2 separate regions of the Homo sapiens genome follow, and region 2 is linked to region 1. The links are chromatin loops, found by intact Hi-C in ENCODE. Cell type or tissue: PC-9. All regions are shown on one strand. Each heading gives the region's core, and the rest is flanking DNA. Links, peaks and the distances in the headings are about the cores only.

Region 1 (5,380 bases), core at 294-5,293:
TGACTCCCACACAGTCAAAAATCCACATATAACTTTTTTTTTTTTTTAGACGGAGTTTTGCTCTTGTTGCCTAGGCTGGAGTGCAATGCCACGATCTCGGCTCACTGCAACCTCTGTCTCCCAGTTTCAAGTGATTCTCCTGCCTCAGCCTCCCAAGTAGCTGGGATTACAGGCATGCGCCACCACACCCGGGTAATTTGGTATTTTTAGTAGAGACAGGGTTTCTCCAGGTTGGTCAGGCTGGTCTCGAACTCCCAACCTTCGGTGATCCGCCTGCCTCGGCCTCCCAAAGTGCATGGATTACAGGTGTGAGCCATCGTGCCCAGCCAAAATCCACATATAACTTTTTGACTCCCCAAACTTTAATAGCCTACTGTTGACTAGAAGCCTTACTGAGAACATAAACCATTGATTAACCCATATTTTTTGTTATACATATTATATGCTATATTCTTACAATAATGTAAGCTAGAGAAAAGAAACTATTAAGAAAATCATAAGAAAGAGAAAATATGTTTACTCTTCATTAAGTGGAAGTCGATCATCTGAAATGTCTTCATCCTTGTCATCTTCATATTGAGTAGGGTGAGGAGGAGAAGGAAGATGAGGGAATGGTCTTGCTGTCTCGGGGGTGGCAGAGGGAGAAGAAAATCCATGTATAAGTGGACCCGTGCAGTTCAAACCCATGTGGTTTAAGGTTGTTATTTAGTGCCATGGTTCGAGTATGTCCCAGCTGAAGCTCATATTGAAAGTTGATTCCCAAGGTGGTGGTGTTGGGAAGTGGGGAGGTGTTTGGGTTAGGGGGTAGATCCCTCATGAATAGATAACGCCCTCTCTTGGGAATAAGTGAGTTTTCACTCTTGCGGGACTGAATTTGTTTCTGAGAGGCAGATTGTTATAAAGTGAGCTCCACCTCTCATGCCTGTCTCTTTTCCCACTCCATGAGTTGAACGGCATGAGGCCCTCACTAGATGTGCTGCTCAGCCTTGGACTTCCTAGCCTCCAGAATTGTGAGCCAAATTCTTTTCTTTTTTTTGAGATGGAGTCTCGCTGTTGTTGCCCAAGCTGGAGTGCAATGGCGCAATCTCAGCTCACTGCAACCTCTGCTTCCTGGGTTCCAGCAATTCTCCTGTGTCAGCCTCCCGAGTAGCTGAGATTACAGGTGCCCACCACCATGCCTGGCTAATTTTTGTATTTTTAGTAGAGATGGGGTTTCACCATGTTGGCCAGGCTGGTCTTGAACTCCTGACCTCAGATGATCCACCTGCCTCAGCCTCCCAAAGTGCTGGGATTACAGGCATGAGCCACCATATCCGGCCAATTTCTTTTCTTTTTAAATTACCCAGTGTTAAGTATTCTGTTACAGCAACACAAAGCAAATTAAGACAATAGCTTTCCCACTCTGTCCTGGGACTAGGTTAACTTCCTTTTAATTCATTTATTTTTAAGTTCTAGTAAAATTTAGTAATAAAAACTTTACCTATTTATCATGCACACAATATGTTTTCAAACATATGGTTTTGAAATATATATACGTCATGGAATGGTTCGATTGAGCTAATTAACATATGTATTACTTCACATATGTAAAATTTTTTGTGGTAGGAACACTTAAAATATACTGTCATAGCAATTTTTAAGAACACAATACATTATTATTAACTATAGTTACGATATTGCACAATAAATCTCTTGAACTTACTCCTCTTTGGCTCTCCTTCAAGTTGGTTTATTTAAAAGGTGTATTGACATGTAGTTCTCTGGCCATCTTGAAGGCAGCCATTGGAAAACAGGGTCTCGGCTGGGCATGGTGGCTCACTCCTGTAATCCCAGCACTTTGGGAGGCCAAGGTGGGCGGATCACTTGAGGTCAGGAGTTTGAGACCAGTCTGGCCAACATGGTGAGACCCTGTCTCTACTAAAAATACAAAAAATTAGTGGGGTGTGGTGGCGTGCACCTATAACCCCAGCTCCTTGGGAGGCTGAGGTGGGAGAACTGCTTGAACCCGGGAGGCGGAGGTTGCAGTGAGCCGAGATAGCACCACTGCACTCCAGCCTGGGCAAAAGAGCGAGACCCTGTCTCAAAAGAAAAGGGGAGGGGAGGGAAGGGAAAAGACGAGGTCCCTGACATTGATTCAGATGCTTCGTAAGGACCAGAGATCATCTGCTCTTCTGCTCTTTTGTCCAGCTACTCTAAAGGAAGGGCCATTCTGGGGCCCAATCCTTTCTGACCTTCTATCTGCTTGGCTGATGCTCCCTACACGGGCTGCTCACAAGGCGGGAACTCTAAGGACTGGGTGTGAGTTGTACTCTCAGGCTGTTTTACAGGCGTCTGCTGTCTGCTAGACCCTAGCACACGCTTTGGCTTGTTTTTAATTTAGTGTCCTTTTGGGGAATCGTGTAGTGGGGGACTAGTGAAAAGAGGAAAGCAATGGGAACCAGAAACATCTGGATTCATGTTCCAGCTCCACCTCTTCCTGCTGGGTGACCTTAGGCATGCTCTTTAACCTCTGAGCATTCATTTCCTCAGTTATAAAATTGGGCTAATAATAGTTCATAAGAATCATGTGAGAATTAAGGGAGATGATGTTTATAAAGTGCTTTGCATGGAGAAGAGTAAGTACTATGATAAGCATGTGTAGCAAAACGATATTAGGAGATGTTAGCTGACATGCCCTCATCATCTGCATGCCCTCTTCCTTCTACTCTACTTCCTACTCCCACACTGCCAATTTGGCTTTTAGGCACGAGACCTTCTTGGCCCCCAGGAGAACTATCTCAGCAGAACTAGAGGACAAGGGCATTCAGTTATTGGGTTTCATGTTTAACAACCAGGTGTGACACAGAAAGATAACACAGACCCAATTCTACCCACCCCTGCCCAGCCTGCCTCGGTAAATATGCTCCAAGCAGGAGAGGGAGAGGACCTGGTGACAGGAGCACTGGAGTGAGTCACTGGTGTGGGCCTCAGAGCTGAGTCCACTCTGAATGGACTGAGCTTGACCTGACTGACAAGTTTTCCGCTAATAAGGCTCAGGTAACTTGACTTAAACAGAGAAAATTAAATTTCTGGGATGCTGGAGTTGGTGGATTGAGAAATGTATGCTTACCATGCAAGGAATGTATCACCCCCTGAAGAGCAGAGATAACCTATAAAGATCTTAGACGCTGCTTTTTGGGCCATTTGCTGCCAAGAATGGACAAGTTTGGTAATGCAGGAAACCGTGCTGCTTCCCTTCAGGAATAATGCTGGGGACTGGCTGGGAGCTCCTTGCCTTTGATAATCTTTTCAAAACTATCCCATCATATTATGAGACTGAGTCTACCTTGATAGGTGAAGGAAGAAAATATGAGTTGCCAAGTCCAAGGCAAGATGCTCCTCTCATTTGATCTGTGTAAGATAGGGGTAAATATCCCATTATACTTTGGAGAATAGTAGCAATAATAATAATAATAGCTTTCATTTATTAAGCACTTATAAGTCTACACTTTTTTTTTTTTTTTTTTTGAGACAGAGTTTCGCTCTTGTTGCCCAGGCTGGAGTATAGTGATGCGATCTTGGCTCACTGCAACTTCCGCCTACTGGGTTCAAGCGATTCTTCTGCCTTAGCCTCCCAAGTAGCTGGGATTACAGGTGCCCGCCACCATGCCTTGCTATTTTTTTGTATTTTTATTAGGGACAGGGTTTTACCATGTTGGCCAGGCTAGTCTCAAACTCCTGACCTCAGGCAATCTGCCCGCCTTGGCTTCCCAAAATGCTGGGATTACAGGCATGAGCCACTGCGCCCAGCCACTGTCTACACTTTTTTTTTTTTCTTGAGACGGAGTTTCACTCTTGTTGCCCAGGCTAGAGTGCAATGGTGTGATCTTGGCTCACTGCAAGCTCTGCCTCCCAGGTTCAAGCAATTTTCCTGCCTCAGCCTCCTGAGTAGCTGAGATTACAGGAGCCCACCACCGTGGCTGGCTCATTTTTGTATCTTTTTAGTAGAGACGGGGTTTCACCATGTTGGCCAGGCTGGTCTCGAACTCCTGACCTCAGGTAATCCACCTGCCTCGGCCTCCCAAAGTGCTGGGATTACAGGCGTGAGCCACCGCACCTGGCCCTGTCTACACTTTTTAATGAGTAAACAAATATCCATTCTTTCTTCCACTAATGACATAAATTTAAGGGGATAAAAACCTCTGATTGCCTTACTTTTTTACCCCTGATGGACTAGAATCCTGAAAATAGGTGGGCTGAACGGAACCTTTGAGTGAGTGTACACCCAGGCATGTGCAAACGCATGCACACGTGCACATACATAAGCATACACACGCCGAGTCAGCCCACTGCCCCTCCTGGCCCTGCCAGCCTTTGCCGGCACACCCCTCTGTGCAGCCCCATCAGCCCTCTCCTTCCTCACAGGACATGGTTCTTACACTTGGGTTCAAGGAGGTCTACAGCAAACTCATGGTCAAATGGCAGCTTAGTCTCTTTATATACACAATCCTATTTCAAAGCAATCTAAGAAATAGAAAGCATTGCTTTCTCTCTCATCTGTGATATTTGCCTCTTTCTGGAACGTATCATTGCCCAAGAAATTATCTAGCATAAGTTAGCACTGATAAATTGCTAACTTTAGCTAGAGAAAAAGCTCATTTTGAAGACTTCAGGTGTGATTTTTTGAAAAAATTATTCATATTGACTATTTGGAAACTAAAGCTGTGTCCTTGCTGAAACTTTAGACAAATGCTGCTTGTTGACAAACAAGGATGTGCTTGAGCTGAAGGTGATGTGACTGACACATTTATCAGGGAGGCAGTGGCACTGGAACACTGCAGAGGACAGTGGCGGCTGCCTCAGGCTTTTCCTTGCAGGTTGTATCTTTGGTTACTTTTCCTGGAATAGTTCTAATACTGACCTTTTAGTTACAACTAGAAAATAACATTGCATTAACCTCCTCTCCGTCAACAGCTGAGCTGGAGAGAGCTGAGCGGCTCGGTGTCCAAGCGGTGGATTAAAACAGCACACCAAGACGAAAGTGAGGCTTTCATCACCTCCTGCAGTGACATAAGCAAGAGGCAAGTGGCAAGAGTGTTGCCTCCTCCACATTTTATTTTTCCCCCCAGAAGAGCACCAGGAGCAGGTCAGATGGATCAATAGGGGTCATCTCACCACTGAGGGAACCCCAGCAAAAGGCTCTTGCAGGTTTGTTGGGGAGGAAGAGAAGGGTGAGGGCTGGAGGTGTTAAAATACTGAATGCTGAGTCAGGGTGATGAAAAATGTCTTCATGGCCCCCAGCAGCGTGGTCTCAGGAGAGACCCCAAGAGAGACCTCAGCTCACGGTCTGCAGATAAGGACGTCTCTGGGTGGTGTGTCTGAGCTAGGAATGCAGATATGT
Region 2 (5,380 bases), core at 73-5,072, 92 kb after region 1:
TCCTGACCTTGTGATCCACCCACCTCAGCCTCCCAAAGTCCTGGGATTACAGGTGTGAGCCACTGCACTCAGCTGTTGTATTAAATTTCTATTTGTTGTATATGGTTAGCATTACATAATATTTAATTTAAATGTTGTGATTATTGCGTTGCTTCTAGCATGTCAGCTTTATGTGTACTTTCTTTGCTAAGATAACCCCTTAGTATATGTGGAGAGGACAAAGGTGGGGTTGAGCAGGGCTGGGAGAAGGCTGTGGGCAGGGAGCAGTGAGGATGGGAAGCATGCCTGTCCTTCCTGTTGCCATTGGCCCTTGCCACCTTATGGACTCTACGTCGAAAGTGCGCAGGTTTGGGCAAGAAGGGATCTCCTCAGTTAGTGTTAAGAGCTGGAGCTAGGATTGTGTTAACTCGTTCAAGACACAGCATGGTACTGAGGGAACTAGTATTTATTGAATGCTTGCTATATATGCCAGGCCCTGTTTTAGAGATTTTCTTTAAAACGCCCATGGGAAGAGGAGGGAAAGTAAAGGATGAAGTAAAGCCAGAAATAGAACTTTAAAATATAAAAGGATGTGATTAGAATAGAGATAAATAGATACCCAGTAGTTATCAGTTATGAGGTGAGAAATTTTGCTGTTTTTTATTTCATGTCAAAGCAACTCCCGTATCCTCAAGCATATGCGGCCTGTGTGCTGGACATGGGGAATGATCGGGAAGCTCTTGCTGGGAAGCTGGAAACACATTGGGTAGCATGGTTCAGTGCCATACTTGATATACTTAGATTAATTCAGTTTAAAAAAAGCTTGCAAAAACTATATGCTCAATACACAAAGCTATAACGTAGAAAACACGAAGGAGATACAGTGCCACAGCCAGGGCATAACTGCAGCTATCAGTTGACGTTTCTTCTGTTCTTTTTTCTATGCGTATTAACTTACCAAAAAATCATTATTACATGGTGATCATAACACCTTGTATTATGTCTCCATAATCTATTCTGTTTTTTAACCGTGGAATATATCATACATACAAAAGTATAGATAACACACTTTTTTTTATTTTCTGAGATGGAATCTCACTCCGTTGCCCAGGCTGGAGTGCAGTGGCATGATCTCAGCTCACTGCAACCTCCGCTTCCTTGATTCAAGTGATTCTCCTGCCTTAGCCTCTCAAGTAGCTGGGATTACAAGTGTGTACTACCATGCCCGGTTAATTTTTGTAATTTTAGTAGAGACGGAGTTTCACTATGTTGGCTGGGCTGGTCTCAAACTCCTGACCTCAAGTGATCTGCCCGCCTTGGCCTCCCAAAGTGCTGGGATTACAGGTGTGAGCCACCGCACCCAGCCGATAACACACTTGTATACGCACATTTTAAAGACTAAAGTGACCACCTGTTGTATCTGCCGCCCACCTTAACAACCAGAAGCTGATCAAACCTCAGAAGCACCTGTGGGCCCAACCCCAATTTCCTTCTCTCCCTGGCCCTCAGAGATGGTAGCCAGTATCCCGATTTTGTGTTCATCTTTTCCTCGCTTTTATGATTTCTCCCATATACGTTCATATCTCTAAACAATATACTGTTTTCTTTTTCTTTTCTTTTGTTTTTTGAGACAGAGTTTTGCTCTTGTCGCCCAGGCTGGGGTGCAATCGCACGATCTCGGCTCACTGCAACCTCTGTCTCCCGGGTTCAAGCAATTCTCCGGCCTCAGCCTCCCGAGTAGCTGGGATTACAGGCATGCGCCACCATGCCCAGCTAATTTTTTGTATTTTTAGTAGAGACGGGGTTTCTGCATGTTGGTCTGGCTGGTCTCGAACTCCCGACCTCAGGTGATCTGCCTGCCTTGGCTTCCCAAAGTGCTGGGATTACAGGCATGAGCCACCGTGCCCGGCCATAAACAATATAGTGTTTTCTTTTGCTTGTTTTCGAATCGCATCCTCTCCCTTGCCTTGCGGTAGCATATCTGTGATTTTCACCCACGTTGCAGTATGTAGCTGTTGCTTATTTGTGTCACTATTGTGCAGCATGCCATGTGTATAAATATAAATAGGCCACAGTTTATCTGTTTTCCCACAGTGGACATTTGGGTTGCTATTATAAACCGTGAAGGTGGGAACCGTGTTGTACATATCACCTAGTATACATGTGCTAGAGTTTCTCAAAGTGGACTTGCTGTGTCGTGGAATATGCACATAATTAATTTTACTAGATCATAAATTGTTTTCCCAAATGGGTGTGCCAGTTTATAGTCCTGCCAGCAGTGTTTTGAGATTTTTCTACTGTTCCATATTCTCACCAACACTTTAGTATTGTTAGGATTAAAAAATTGGTTTTGCTCATCTGGCAGATGTAAAACAATATTGTAGTTTTCTTGGGAATTTCCCTGATTACTAATGAAGTTGAGGATGGATAATCAAATTACATCCACACAGATCAGAAATCTTGCCCAGTGTCAAGCTTTACTAATAATGTAGGAATACAAGGAATGAAAAGGCACAAATGGGGCAGAGTGAGGCCCGGGGCATCTGGCCCGGCTCCCCTGGCCCTTCCTGCTCTTTCTGACTCAGGAGGAAACCCGAGGCAGGCGTGAGCAATCCATGCACACAGCAGGAAGCACCGAGGTTGTGAATCACCTGCATTTTACACTCAAGTTGCACAGCTGGGTGACATTTCCGGAAAGCATGCCTCATAATGCATTGATTCTAGACTTTTTACCAAATGCAGTTCTAAAGTCAGAAACGTCCTACGAAGAGCATTCTGTAGGTAAGGACTGAACTCCTAGCGTTTGGTCCAGACGTTCCCCGATTTTCTTGGTTCATGGTTCCCCTGGTGTCTTTGTTTCTTCACATTTTCTCTGAGGCTGACAGAAATACCCGAGCTCTGGTAATGAATTTCAAACAACTTGGTAAGTGTTTATGTCCGAACAGTTTAGTAGCAGTTTGAATAATAGTATCCATAAACTAAAAAAAAAAGCCACTTTTCATTCTTAAATACAATTACTTATTAATGGGATGTATACTCTCCATTTTTTCATTTTTTTGAGACAGGGTCTCGCCCTGTCGCCCAGGCTTGAGTGCAGTGTGATGGCCCAGGCTTGAGGACAGAGTGCAGGAGCTCACTGCAGCCTTGATCTCCTGGGCTTGAGCGATCTTCCTGCTTCAGCCTCTCACGTAGTTTAGACTACAGGTGTGCCACCATGGCTGGTTAATTTTTAAATTTTTTGTAGGTGGGATCTCCCTCTCTTGCCCAGGTTGGCCTTGAACTCCAGCCTTCAAGCTATCCTCCCACCTCAGCCTCCCAAAATGCTGGAATTACAGGTGTGAACCACCTCACCAGGCCTATGTATGCACTCTTAAACCCTGGAATCAGATTAGACCCCACCCTCCCCAACTCATACCTTGTTCTCCATTGATGTTAATGGTGCTTTTTTTTTTTTTTTTTTTTTTTTGAGATGGAGTCTTGCTCTGTCACCCAGGCTGAAGTGCAGTGGTGCAATCTCGGCTCACTGCAACCTCTGCCTCCTGGCTTCAAGCAATTCTCCTGCCTCAGCCCCCCGAGTAGCTGGGATTACAGGTGCCCACCGCCACGCCTGGCTAATTTTTGTTGTATTTTTATTAGAGATGCGGTTTCACCATGTTGGCCAGGCTGGTCTCGAACTCCTGACCTTGTGATCCACCCACCTCGGCCTCCCAAAGTGCTGGGATTACAGGCGCGAGCCACCATGCCCGGCCTGATGTTAATGGTGCTTTCTATTACAACCACACCCCAAAGCCCAGCTCTACAAAGATGGAGCATGAATGAAAGGAATGAAGTCACATGTGAACTGCAGGCAAGGAGTTTTCAGATTGCTCAAGAAATGTCAAGTATCACTGTGTTTTCTAGCAGTATTTCAATATCCTGCAGTGCCCGGGGCACCTTCCTGTACAGTTTGGGAGCCACAGCATTATTAGCTCATTAATTGGGAGGCCTGTTACTAGAATGTTTAAGGGAAGATTAGACTAAGTCACCTGCCTTTTTTTGCTCCTGGGTGCAGGTCCCTTACCACCTCCCCATCCCACACCTCACCTACTGCCATGGGGAGTGTTAACCATCTTATTTCCTTTTCTGTAAAATGTGGGAACATTTTCAACTATTTAATCAAATCTTTAAGAATTTTAGTGATTATAGGATTGTTTAGGTTTTCTGTTGCTTTTTAAGTTTGCTTAGTTTATTTTTATGTAGTACTTTATTTTACAAAAACTTTCAAAGTTACTGGCAAAAGTTGTTCACAATATTGTTTTCTTAAAAACATATGATGCATTTAATTTCTAATAACATTTGTGTCTTTGCCTTATTTTTAAATCAATTTTACCCTAATTTCATTTTCTTCAAATGTAGGCCTCGTTGATTCTTTTTACTTTTGTCTCTTTATGACTGCCTGCCTTTTATTTATTTATTTACTTATTTATTTATTTAGAGACAGAGTCTCACACTGTCACCCGGGCTGGAGAGCAGTGGCACCAGCTTGGCTCACTGCAACCTCCGCCTCCCAGGTTCAAGTGATTCTCCTGCCTCAGCCTCCCAAGTAGCTGGGATTACAGGTGCCCCCCACCACGCCCAGCTAATTTTTGTATTTTCAGTATAGACGGGGTTTCACTATGTTGGCCAGGCTGGTCTCTTTATTCAGTTCGTTGTTTTCCACGTTAGTCACTTAATCCATGTATCTTTAGCTATTCTTCTTTCATAACACAAGATTTTAAGACTATAAATTACCCTCTAAAGGTGACTTTAGCTGCATTTCACATATTTTAATATGTACACTTCCAGTCCACTCAGGTCTAAGCGTTTTCTAATTTCCACTATTTTTCCTTGAACCATTGGTTGTTTCAAGTTGTTCTTAATTTCCAAATTATGGATTTCTATTAGTTTTATTTCTAAAATTTGCTTTATGCTCAGATGTGTTCTGTATGAAGTGATGATTTTAAATTTGATAAAATTCACTTTATAGCTAGCATGGAATTGGTTTTATAAAGAACTGCTTCATATTTACCTATTAGATCAAACTTCTTAATTGCTTTTTGTCATTCATTTTTTCTGTATCCTTATTGGACCTTTTTTGTGGTTATCCTTTGATCTATAAATTACTGAGAGTATGTTTTTTAAAAACCTTGATTTATGGTAGATTTGTTTATCATTGTGGTCCTGTCCATTTTTGCTCACATATTTTGCAGCTGTATTATTTGGTGAGTACAGGTTGAGAATTGTTACATCTTCCTGGGGGAACTTTCATCAGTATCTACTTTTTGCCCTGCAGTTCATTTTGTGTGATTTTTGGCAACCACCGTTTTGATTGGTATGTATCTATCCTTATCCTTTTACTTTTTAATTTTTCTCCATCTTTAAG

Evidence for each region. A loop is a pair of places that touch in the nucleus more often than their neighbours do. Peaks named below come from ENCODE experiments on the same cell type or tissue, not always from the same donor. Only the 100,000 strongest peaks of a DNase experiment are listed, where the experiment ranks them.
Region 2: it touches region 1 in a loop (10-fold over the local background); 1 of 110 quality-filtered maps calls a loop at or near these places.

The regions. Positions count from the first base shown.
Region 1 is chr4:184,593,940-184,599,319 of GRCh38, forward strand. All of the region lies in intron 1 of LINC02365 (long intergenic non-protein coding RNA 2365), which reads right to left. Among named protein-coding and RNA genes, the nearest start is that of LINC02365, 28 kb to the right of the region's middle. In PC-9, for the core only: no CTCF peak of the experiment used is centred there; a DNase peak (open chromatin) is centred at 2,992.
Region 2 is chr4:184,686,026-184,691,405 of GRCh38, forward strand. All of the region lies in intron 11 of PRIMPOL (primase and DNA directed polymerase), which reads left to right. Among named protein-coding and RNA genes, the nearest start is that of PRIMPOL, 39 kb to the left of the region's middle. RefSeq lists an enhancer at 2,149-3,348. In PC-9, for the core only: no CTCF peak of the experiment used is centred there; a DNase peak (open chromatin) is centred at 2,596; H3K27ac peaks cover 2,659 bases.